Linked DNA regions of Homo sapiens: region 1 is linked to region 2. Evidence: chromatin contacts called from ENCODE Hi-C or POLR2A ChIA-PET data. All regions are on one chromosome and are shown on one strand. The core of a region is the stretch at or near the end of the contact, and the rest is flanking DNA. Distances in the headings are between cores, read along the strand shown.

Region 1 (5,098 bases), core at 1,597-4,096, 110 kb after region 2:
TGGAGGATGAGGAGGAGGGGCACGGGTGTCAGGTGGGAAGAATTATCTCAAGCAAATAGAAGAGAGGAGAAGGAAAACATCAAGATGCCTGTTTAACCTCCAAGAAAACCCATAAAAACAGAACCCCAAACCCTACTAAGGGGTTTGTGGATGGAATTGCTACTTTTTTTGCATTTAAAGAACGCATATAAAGTTGATACTATGATAGATACATATTTTACTGAATTATATAAGTTGATAAAGAGTCTGCATCCAATACATCAAAAGGAACTGCTCAGCTACAGAGACTATTTTTTCACTGTCAGAATCAATATTTGCTTGAATACCTAAAAGGCTGAAAGACAATATTTATTAAAAATTATTTGAAAACGCCGGGCGTGGTGGCTCATGCCTGTAATCCCAGCCCTTTGGGAGGCTCAGGCAGGTGGATCACCTGAGGTCAGGATTTTGAGACCAGCCTGATCAACATGATGAAACCCTGTCTCTACTAAAAATACAAAAAAAGTTAGCTGGGTATGGTGGTGTGCACCTATAGTCCAAGCTACTTGGGAGGCTGAGATAGGAGAATTGCTTGAACCCGGGAGCCGGAGGTTGCAGTGAGCCAAGATCGCACCACACCACTGCACTCTAGCCTGGGCAACAGAGCGAGACTTCATCTCAAAAAATTATCTGAACACCTACTGCTTGTATACTGTCTATAGACTAGAATGTGAATGATGTTTGTTTGATAGACTTGATCAAACCACTAGTATGATCCAAAAGGTAGAAACGTTATGGTGCAAAAAGTCCACGTAACAGGGCCGTCCACGGCAACAAATTCCTTTGGGACTCAGTTAAGCAAGTTCGGGCTACACCACAGGTAGGTACATTATTTATCATGGTTTCTATCACAAGAAATTCTGCTTAGAAAATTATGTAATGCTTAGGGGAAAAAATCAAGGTAAAGAGCTCAGCACTAAAACTTTTCTGCTTTAACTTTGGGGGAAACATTCCAGTTAGCTTACCCATTTAACCCCTTGGTATTATATTAATAGTGTGACTCAATATTTTTTTTCTAACTGATTTCATTATTTCTTTCACCTTTTTCTACGTTCAGCTACATTCCCTCTGTAGCTCCCCCTGAATAAGGAATGCTAAATTTGGCAGCACTTTCTCATAAAGAGTGAACTTAAGTACTTTTTAATCCAAGAAACTTTGCTAACATGTGCATGCGTTTGCCACTTCCCTCCCCCACATTTGTGTGGGAACATAAGTGTGCATACATGCACATGTGCACACACACACTTTAATTACAAGTGTCCTCTCTGGGATCATGGTGGGAAGGATTTGAAAGACGTGTTTCCATAGACTTCATCCCCCTGAAGGATTCACTGTCGTTAAAACACACTCTTCTATTTCTTCTAAAACCGTGTGCAACTAGAACATATTCTAAAAATAATTGCTTCCCTCCCCCTCCTCCCTAGAAGCCAAAATAGCACATTTATTTTTTCCCTACATACACCACCTACTCCTCTTTAAAAGATGTTTCACAAAATCTTAGTACTGAAAGGAACATTAAAGGACCATCTGGGTGGTTCTTTTACTATCAGAGCAAACATGATATATTAAGTCAATAAAGATACATTTACCATTGCATTATCTACCTTTTTTCTTCAAATCCTCACCTTTCAGATTAGATTAAGTTTTTAATATTCTACATAATAAATAAAAACATGGAAGTATTTTCTTAAAAACCTCAAGTTTTTGGTATTTTTACAAAAATCAATGAAACCACGGGAAAAACTGCTTACTGCTTTGTGCTAAGCAAGGACTGATTTAGAATATCTCCCTATTTTTGCTGTCAATGAACCCCGAGCCCTGTGTCTAGAATAAACTGATTAGCAAAACACATGCATATACTATCATTCAAGTATGGTCTAAAAGGATCGATTAAATGACTCTTAAGATTCAATTAACAAGATAATTGATTTATCTGCTTAATCAATAGTCCTGAAGACCTTGCAGGGCAACTTTCTAGGTAGCAGGACTGAGTTATCTTCTGTTGTGTCTGCTTAAACACAACATTTAAGCGAGGTTAATCTTTAAATCAAACAATGGATCCAGTTTTTAAGATGTGGGATTTTATTTTGCTCCTTGTTGCAAGGAGAAACGGGAGCCGAGAAAGCAAACAGAGGGCCGGGCGCGGTGGCTCACGCCTGTAATCTCAGCACTTTGGGAGGCCGAGGCAGGCAGATCACCTGAGGTCGGGCAGTGGAGACCAGCTTGACCAACACGTAGAAACCCCGTCTCTACTAAAAATACAAAATTAGCCGGGTGTGATGGCGCATGCTTGTAACCCCAGCTACTCGGGAGGTTGAGGCAGGAGAATTGCTTGAACCCGGGAGGTGGAGGTTGCGGTGAGCCCAGATCGCGCCAAGCCAAGATCGCGTCATTGCACTCCAGCCTGGGCAACAAGAGAGAAACTCCGTTTCAAAAAAAAAAAAAAAAAAAAAAGGCAAACAGAGATGTGTGTGCAATGAGACTAATTCAGCAGGAAAGAAGTGCAAGAGAAAAATATTGCCCGGGATGGTAATAATTTGGTTTGAAAGTCTCATAGATGATGCAACTCCAAGGTCATTCTTTGTTTCCTACCAATTTCAGGTTGCAAAAGGAAAGCAATATCTGGTAGCAGAAAGGAGCAAGTGTTGGGTAGTTTCAATAGGACCTGGCAGCTCCCCCTAGCTGAGTTAAAACACGGCTCTGAGCACATTGCTAATAGTGTCAGTCACAAATAATCAGATTCTGCATGGTTTTAGTATCCAAATCTGATCCCAGTTTATTCTGAGAACAAGGCCATCTGCCAGCCAGGCAATGGGGAAGAAAAGCCAGCACTCTACTGCCTACTATTGCCACCTGCCGGCTGCTGGTGGAATCACATGCTCATTCCTTCCTAGAGAAACTTCCCGTTCTAACAAAAACAAAGAGAACAAAACCAACTTAAATTTAAGACAGCTATGTGGGTTCCCAATTTACCATTAACATGCTAATTTTGGAAAACACTAATTTATTTATTATAATTAATCTATAAACACTAATTTATAGATTTCTAAACTATAAACTTTGCCCCCTTTTTGTCACAATGTCACCATGTATTTATAAGGTTTTTATCAACAAAGTCTAGCTGCTTGGTATTTCCAATCATTTACCCAGTGATGGAATTACATATAGTAGTTCCATAAGTTAAAATATTGCCATTTTCTTCCCTTCCTAAGAACCGACTCTGGTGGGGAATCTAGACCCACTCTTAAAAGGAAATAGAACTCTGAGATCCTCCCGGCTATGTCCAGAGCTCAAATCCCATAGTTAACAGGTTAAAACGGTAATCACTGCTAACTTGGTTCTGATCCCTAGGAGGGCAAAGGCTTCCTGTAACTAACCCTGCAGTGGAATCGACTTCCTCCATGAGTCTGAAATGTTGATTATTCAACCATGTTTTTGGGAGGGTGGAGAAGTAGGGAGGAGGTTTGAAATCAGGACTTAGAAGACACTTGTCTTATTTATACCTATTGTCCTGGGCCAAGCGACAATATAAATATAATAGGTGACAAAACAGAGCTAAGCCAGGCCTTGCTGGGAAGCAGAATTGAAGTCAGTCGGAAAATTCCTGAGATTTTGGTCCTTTAGGAAGCCATGGCTCACTTTTCATAGTGGACACAGGAGGGATTCGCTACATAGCCTTCACACTATGAAGGAAGATCTGAGATACAATCAGGGGGTTGTAGGGGCACACCTACCTCTGACAGTGTACACAGTAAGTATTAAAAACCAGTGGTCATAGGTCACCTTCACCACAAGCCCCAAGCTGTGCCAGGCAACCCGAGGACCAAAGATGAAAAGCACTGCTCTCAAAGAAGCTTATAGTATTTGATGAAACTGTTACCATCTCCCCTCATTGGAAGCATTTTTTTCTCTTCTGTTCGTCTGTATTTTGTGACTAGTACCTACTTTTTCCCCAGAAATAGGTACTATTTATTTTGACTTGAGTGTTTCTGAACATTTTTAACAGTGTATCCCTTTTGGAAAGGTGTCAACATTTCACTACCTCCTTTTGTTATTTAGAATATCAAAATAAATAAGATATTGCATATTTCTATATTCATATAATGTGGGACTACAAATGCCCCCAGATAAAATATATATATATATATATTTTTGAGACAGAGAGTCTTGCTCTGTCACTCAGGTTGGAGTGCAGTGGTGCGATCTCTGCTCACTGTAAGCTCCGCCTCCCGGGTTCACACCATTCTCCTGCCTCAGGCTCCCGAGTAGCTGGGACTACCGCCCACCACCACGCCCAGCTAATTTTTTTGTATTTTTAGTAGAGACGGGGTTTCACCGTGGTCTCAATCTCCTGACCTCGTGATCCACCTGCCTGGGCCTCCCAAAGTGCTGGGATTACAGGCGTGAGCCACCACGCCCAGCCTTGTTTTGTTTTTGAGACAGAGTCTCGCTCCGTTGCCCAGGCTAGGGTGCAGTGGTGTGATCTCGGCTCACTGCGACCTCTGCCTCCGGAATTCAAATGATTCTCATGCCTCAGCCTCCCAAGTAGCTGGGATTGCAGGCATGTACCACCACGCCTGGCTAAATTTTTAATAATTTTAGTAGAGACAGGGTTTCGCCATGTTGGTTAGGCTGGTCTCGAACTCCTGGCCTCAAGTGATCTGCCCACCTGGGCCTCCCAAAGTGCTGGGATTATAGGTGTGGACCAAAGTGCCTGACCATAAGATCTTATGTTTTACTTCCTCAGTGGTGTCTAAAAGAATACTGATTTTAAGATGTAAGCTCAATAAATACTAGTGACTGAGAAGAGCAGTTCTTAGTGAAAACAACACAAACTGTTTTTCCTCTGTTCTCATCCCACAACAACCAATACAGAAGACTTCTGTGACCAAATGTGTGAGAGTTTTCCCCCACATAACCAGCAAGCAATCAGTTCTGCAGAAGACACCAGCTGGGCGTCCTCCAGTTCAATTCCACACAATTATGTACTTGGAGATAGCATCAGATTTCACAGGTTGAGGGCTCAGTCCCCCAACTGACTCCCACTTCTGATGCCAGT
Region 2 (5,192 bases), core at 1,296-3,795:
GCTCTACTCAGTAAACACCACCGGACTCATGATACCTATGGAAAGAACCACTGAAATTTTGTGGTTGTAATGGAGTAGGAAGAAGAGCTAGGAACTAATATTTATTATGCCAGGTTTTTTGTTAAGTACTTCATATGTCATTCAGTTTTTTCCTTGGTTTCCTTAGTATAACAACTCTATTGTCCTCTTTTTCACCAAACAGGAACCTGAGATCCAGGGAAGTACTTTTTCAAGGTCACTTAGCAAGTGCAACGATAGAGCTTGAAGTCAAGACTGATTACCAGTCTAAGTTTTTTAACCACCATATTATATGGCCTCCAGGTTTTTTTGAGGTGTCCAGGAAATTCTTTAAAACAAATTTTTCTTCCTCTTCCAAATAGAATTACTGTTACCATTTTTTAAAACTTCAAGACTTTCGGCCATGCATATATGCTTTTTTCTGCATATCATCACTCTCTTTGTATGAACAATCATGTTCTGCTTCACTTCAGATGGCACAGCCATTTTCCCATGTCAGTATGCACCAATATTGTTTCTTATGAATGGGCCAGACTGTAGAAAGCACAAAATACAACAAAATATGTTCTTTCTCCAAATGGGATTTTGGCTTGGGAACAAAAAGTCACCCAGAATCAGAAGATTATAAATGTTAAGATGTAAACATGTTAAATATTATTCATGTTTTCATGGGAGAAAATGGGGGAATCCCAAAAAAAGTAGGAATTCTAAGAGACAAGGTCTCACTCTGTCACCAAGGCTCGAGAGCAGTGGTGTGATCATAGCTCAAGGCAGCCTTGAACTCCTGGGCTCAAGTGATTCTCTGGCCTCTCAGTCTCCTGAGTAGCTGAGATTACAGGTGTGCACCACTATGCCCGGATAATTTTTAAACTTTTTGTAGAGACAGGGTTTCATTATATTGTCCAAGCTGGTCTTGAACTCCTAGGCTCAGGTGATCCTCCCACTTCAGCCTCCCAAAGCATTGAGATGATAGGCGTGAGTCACTGTGCCTGGCCTTCATTCTCTCTCTTTTTCATGGGGAGGGGTGGTGGGAAACAGGGTCTTTCTCTGTCGCCCAGGCTGGGGTGCAGTGGCACAATCATGGCTCACTGCAGCCTCAACCTTCCAGGCTCAAGTGATCCTCCCACCTCAGTATCCCCAGTAGCTGAGACTACAGGCAGGTACCACTAATTTATTATTTATAAATTTATTATTTATAGATACTACATTTGGGAGAGTTTATTATTTATTATTATTATTATTATTATTATTATTATTATTATTATTATTATTATTATTTTTGTAGAGACAAGGTTTTCTCCATGTTGCCCAGGTTGGTCTTGAACTCCTGGGTTCAAATGATCTTCTCGCCTTGGCCTCCCAAAGTGCTGGGATTACAGGTGTGATCCACTGTGCCTGGCCCATTCTCTATTAATATGAAAGTGAATACAAGGAATCTTTAAGTGTGAAGACCTCCAGAAGCCGGTGGGGAAGGAAGACTAATATTTACTATCTCTGACCACGTACCACATCTTGTTCTCACTGATGCTCTCATTTCACTGATGTTCTCATTTGCTTTTCCTAACAACTTGTCAACATAGGGATTTTTACCCCACCTTAAGGAAGAGAAAAGACAGGCTGTGATTGCTTGTGCAGTCCTCTGGTAACACTGGTGCTGGGTTGGAATTCAGATACTACAGTCTAAGGTCTTTGTTCTTTTAAAGAAGGCTGTTTCAGATAAAAGAAAAAGAAAATCTAGATTTTAGAAAATGGAGAGTGAGCTAAATAAGTGATCTGGAGTTATAAAAAATACCTGATAGGAATCTTGATAACCAAGGAAAGGAAAAATGAAGCAGAAATAAAATTGGGCCCCTGTGGTTCAGTCTAGCAGGGGCGGAAAGGGGGCTTGCTGAGCTGAGGAGAGAGCTGGCTCCGCAAACTGGCCCCAAATAGAGAGGGCCTTGTTTCTCCAAGAGCCCAAAATGGGGCTAAAGGCAACAGCACAGTCTTTGAGTGGAGGCTGGAAAGAAGGGTGAAATTAAGAAGAATCCTAGCTCTACGGAGGGCCTGTCACTGGCCAAGAAGGGGTGTGGCACAGAGAACATCTGGAGTTTTGGGCTGCCAGCCTGTGCTGGGCTGTCTGAGTTACAGAACAGGAGATGTGTGCTGGACTGGGACTGGGAGAATTGCTGAGAAAGAAGAATGTGAGGAGAGCCTGGGCTCCAGTGCGTTTGAGTTAACAAATCCTATCCTTCTCCACTGAACTCTTTCAGGACAGTATAAAAAAGTTTAATGGCAAACTTCACTAAGCAAGAGGATGGGGGACCTGGCTGGGAACATTTTCCTTATGCTGGGGGAGAGGCTGCACTCTATGCTGTTAGGCAGAAAAAACCAGGCACTGTAGGCTAGAGGGGAGTCAAAACATCCCCTACACTCAACCCACACCTCCAGACAACAGGCCTGTGCTCGACTGGTGGTGAGGGCCTCTCTTGGAATTCAGTTCTTGGCCAGAAATCCCTGCCTTAGACTGGGGAAGGTTTGAGAGAAGCTCAGCAAACCTGGCGGCTGCTCTTTGGGTTTGGCAAACTCGAGATTTTTCCAGCGCCTTGTGTTCAGCGAAACTGAAAATGTGTTTGGCTAGAAACCCTTCACTAATTTTTAAACTCCTGTGAGTTTCTTTTTTTTTAACATAAATTTGATCCACATGTTTTTGATTTATTTCTATTTAACTCATCAAATCAAATTAGGAGCCACAATGATGAATGGGAACAATGCTGATTTCCAAGAAGATTTTTGCGCACTTTTTCTCAGAATTCAAACACATTCCACCCCCAGCCCCCTACAACTGTTAAAACTACCAGACTGAGCTGGGTTTGAAATTTAGAACCCAAATGTGAAATAAAGATCCACGCCTGGCAAAGACAGAACATAGCAGGGGAATGTTCTTAGGGAGTCACAGAAAGAAGGTGGGCCCAGGATGGGATAATGAGAGAGGAAGTGGGTCAGTTATTCTTCCTTAGGTGGTTTCAGTATGTTAATCGAGCTTTCTAGGCTCCCAACAGAGGCCACTTCTCATGGGAATGCTTTTGTCACTACCACCCAGGGAAAGGGGGTTCCTGCTCCAAAAATTGTGGACAGGGGGTTCCTTGTACCTATTTTTTTCCCTTGTGTTCTCCTCCATAGTAGCCAATTCAAGCTGCTCTTCCGCTTCCCTTCTAACAGTTCCACCCCCTCCCCCCGCCACCCCTTCCTGGCTCTGGTGGAGGCCTCTCCATCTGGAAACATTTAACATGTACAACAATTTTAATCTTGTGCAAGAGAATCTTAGACGCACTACATACCCATTAAGCTAAATTATAGGTGCACAGTGTTACTTTGCACAATTCTGTCTGGTCTCGGTTTGCACACACAACAAAGGCCATTACTGTCTTTCCCAATTACCCTTTCTACTATACCATCATTTTCCACAACTTCAATCTGAGGCCAATAGTATTTCTCTGGGAAACTCTGGCCCCCAAGGTCCCAAGACAAAGTTGCTCTCTTAGGTTTAAGACAAATGCACCCTCATCAGAGCCCCTTGAACCAGTACTTGGTACGTCCCTAAACACTGACCAAATAAATTTCCTTGAATTTGGCTTCTCTCCCCTACAGAACCTGATCTAATTAAATAGACCTGGGTACAAGTACCAGCTTGCTACTTATTAACTGTATAACTTTGGGGGTTATTTTACTTTCCTTGGTTCCAATTTCCCAATCTGTAAATTGGGTATAATAACTATACTTACCTCACAGTGTTGTTGTGAAGATTAAATGAGATGTGTCCTGTAAAAACCTTAATTTGTTGCATGGAGATAGGGAGGTGTTGGTCAAGGGATACCAAGTTTCAGTTAAACAGGAGGAATAAGTTTTAGAGATCTATTGCATGGCAGCATGACCACAGTTAATAATAATGTGTATTTTTAAATTGTTAAGAGTAGATTTTAAAAGTTCTCACCACAAAAAATGATAAGTATATGAAGTGATGAATATGTTAATTAGCTTAGTCATTCCATAATGTAAACATATATCAAAACGTTACACTATATCCCATCGATATACATAATTATTTGTCAATTAAAAATAAACTTGGTATGTTGTCTCACCCAGACTAAGTAGTTAATAACAATTAGTTTTATTATTATTGAAACTGCCACACTTTATTCAACTCTAGAACTTTTCTAAGAGCATTTAAATTTTTGCAGAGGTTGACAGTTTCATTCTAAATCCTCTCCACTCCCACGAATGCTGAAGTGACCAACTCAGTGTCCTACAAACCAGTATCATTCAGCGAGGTGACATAAGGTTTCTCACCAACCACCTGGGATTCTTACCGAGTTCTCAGGGACTCTTCCATGCAGGCCCAAGTTTTAAACCTACAGTCCCTTCCTGAGATCTGCAGTAGCAGAGAGATTGGAAGATCTAAAATCTAATGCATACAGAGCACTCTCCTTCAAGCCAAGTGGAGCTGCTGCTTCTCATTTTATATAAAAAGTAAATGTGAGAAAGGGAGGTGGAGAAGGAGGTTTTTACTTTGCTTTAAGGAGCAAAATCAAGACCTTTACGGATGCTTTTTGGAAAGTAGAAAGGTGAAGGCAACATTTAAGTTATCTGACAAATGCCTCTCTTGTAAGGGGGAGAATAGAAAAGTCCACGAGTCCAGTTACAAGCCCTGTGCTCAATGGCATTCAAAAAGAGAGTTGGAGGTCCGACATTTATTGCTCTTCTCTGGTGAGAAGTAGTTTTAGCAGTAATTCACGGATCCTGATGTTGGGAAGGAATCCACCAGCTTCTAGGGGGAACTTTGGACACCTAATGTAGTCATGGTCTTCATTATGCAGAATTGCTATGAGGACTCAAGAGAGAACACTTGCAGAATTTTGACAAATGGTAATTATTATTTCTACCGAGCTGACCTCACTTGAAATCCTGGGTGATACCAGGAAATGTGTGTATCTTCCATGCCCAACATTTACTAGAGTTTTCTCTTTCAGTGGCTTCTTAGTCCCTTTTATCTACATGTACTATGGATGCCAGCCCAGCTCTAAAAAACCCTAAGGAAACCACTCCCTGGCTCACAGCTCCGCCAAAGTGGTGGGTCTAGGTGACTGTTTGTGCCCATAAAGGGTACTGAAGTGGACATATAATCTGAAGGGACA

The links. Hi-C counts contacts between places; a loop is a spot of excess contacts on that map. ChIA-PET counts read pairs that join two places held with the same protein, here RNA polymerase II (POLR2A). Pooled maps may share reads with other maps.
Region 1: a loop to region 2 is called in a pooled map, with 2.7 times the contacts of the local background. The contact joins two enhancer-like sites. A Hi-C loop is called at or near these places in 5 of 168 maps with a recorded cell type or tissue (endothelial cell of hepatic sinusoid, endothelial cell of umbilical vein, heart left ventricle and 1 more) and 8 of 50 pooled maps. POLR2A ChIA-PET finds 5 or more read pairs at or near these places in 1 of 52 experiments (IMR-90).

Annotation. Positions count from the first base shown.
Region 1 is chr12:62,791,270-62,796,367 of GRCh38, forward strand. All of the region lies in intron 3 of PPM1H (protein phosphatase, Mg2+/Mn2+ dependent 1H), which reads right to left. Among named protein-coding and RNA genes, the nearest start is that of PPM1H, 140 kb to the right of the region's middle. Within about 2 kb of position 2,847, at least 12 of the 41 ENCODE cell types and tissues checked have a DNase peak (open chromatin) inside an H3K27ac peak, as active enhancers do; they include heart right ventricle, where a contact is called at or near this core.
Region 2 is chr12:62,681,791-62,686,982 of GRCh38, forward strand. The region is part of intron 8 of PPM1H (protein phosphatase, Mg2+/Mn2+ dependent 1H); the gene reads right to left. Among named protein-coding and RNA genes, the nearest start is that of MIRLET7I, 81 kb to the left of the region's middle. Within about 2 kb of position 2,546, at least 18 of the 41 ENCODE cell types and tissues checked have a DNase peak (open chromatin) inside an H3K27ac peak, as active enhancers do; they include heart right ventricle, where a contact is called at or near this core.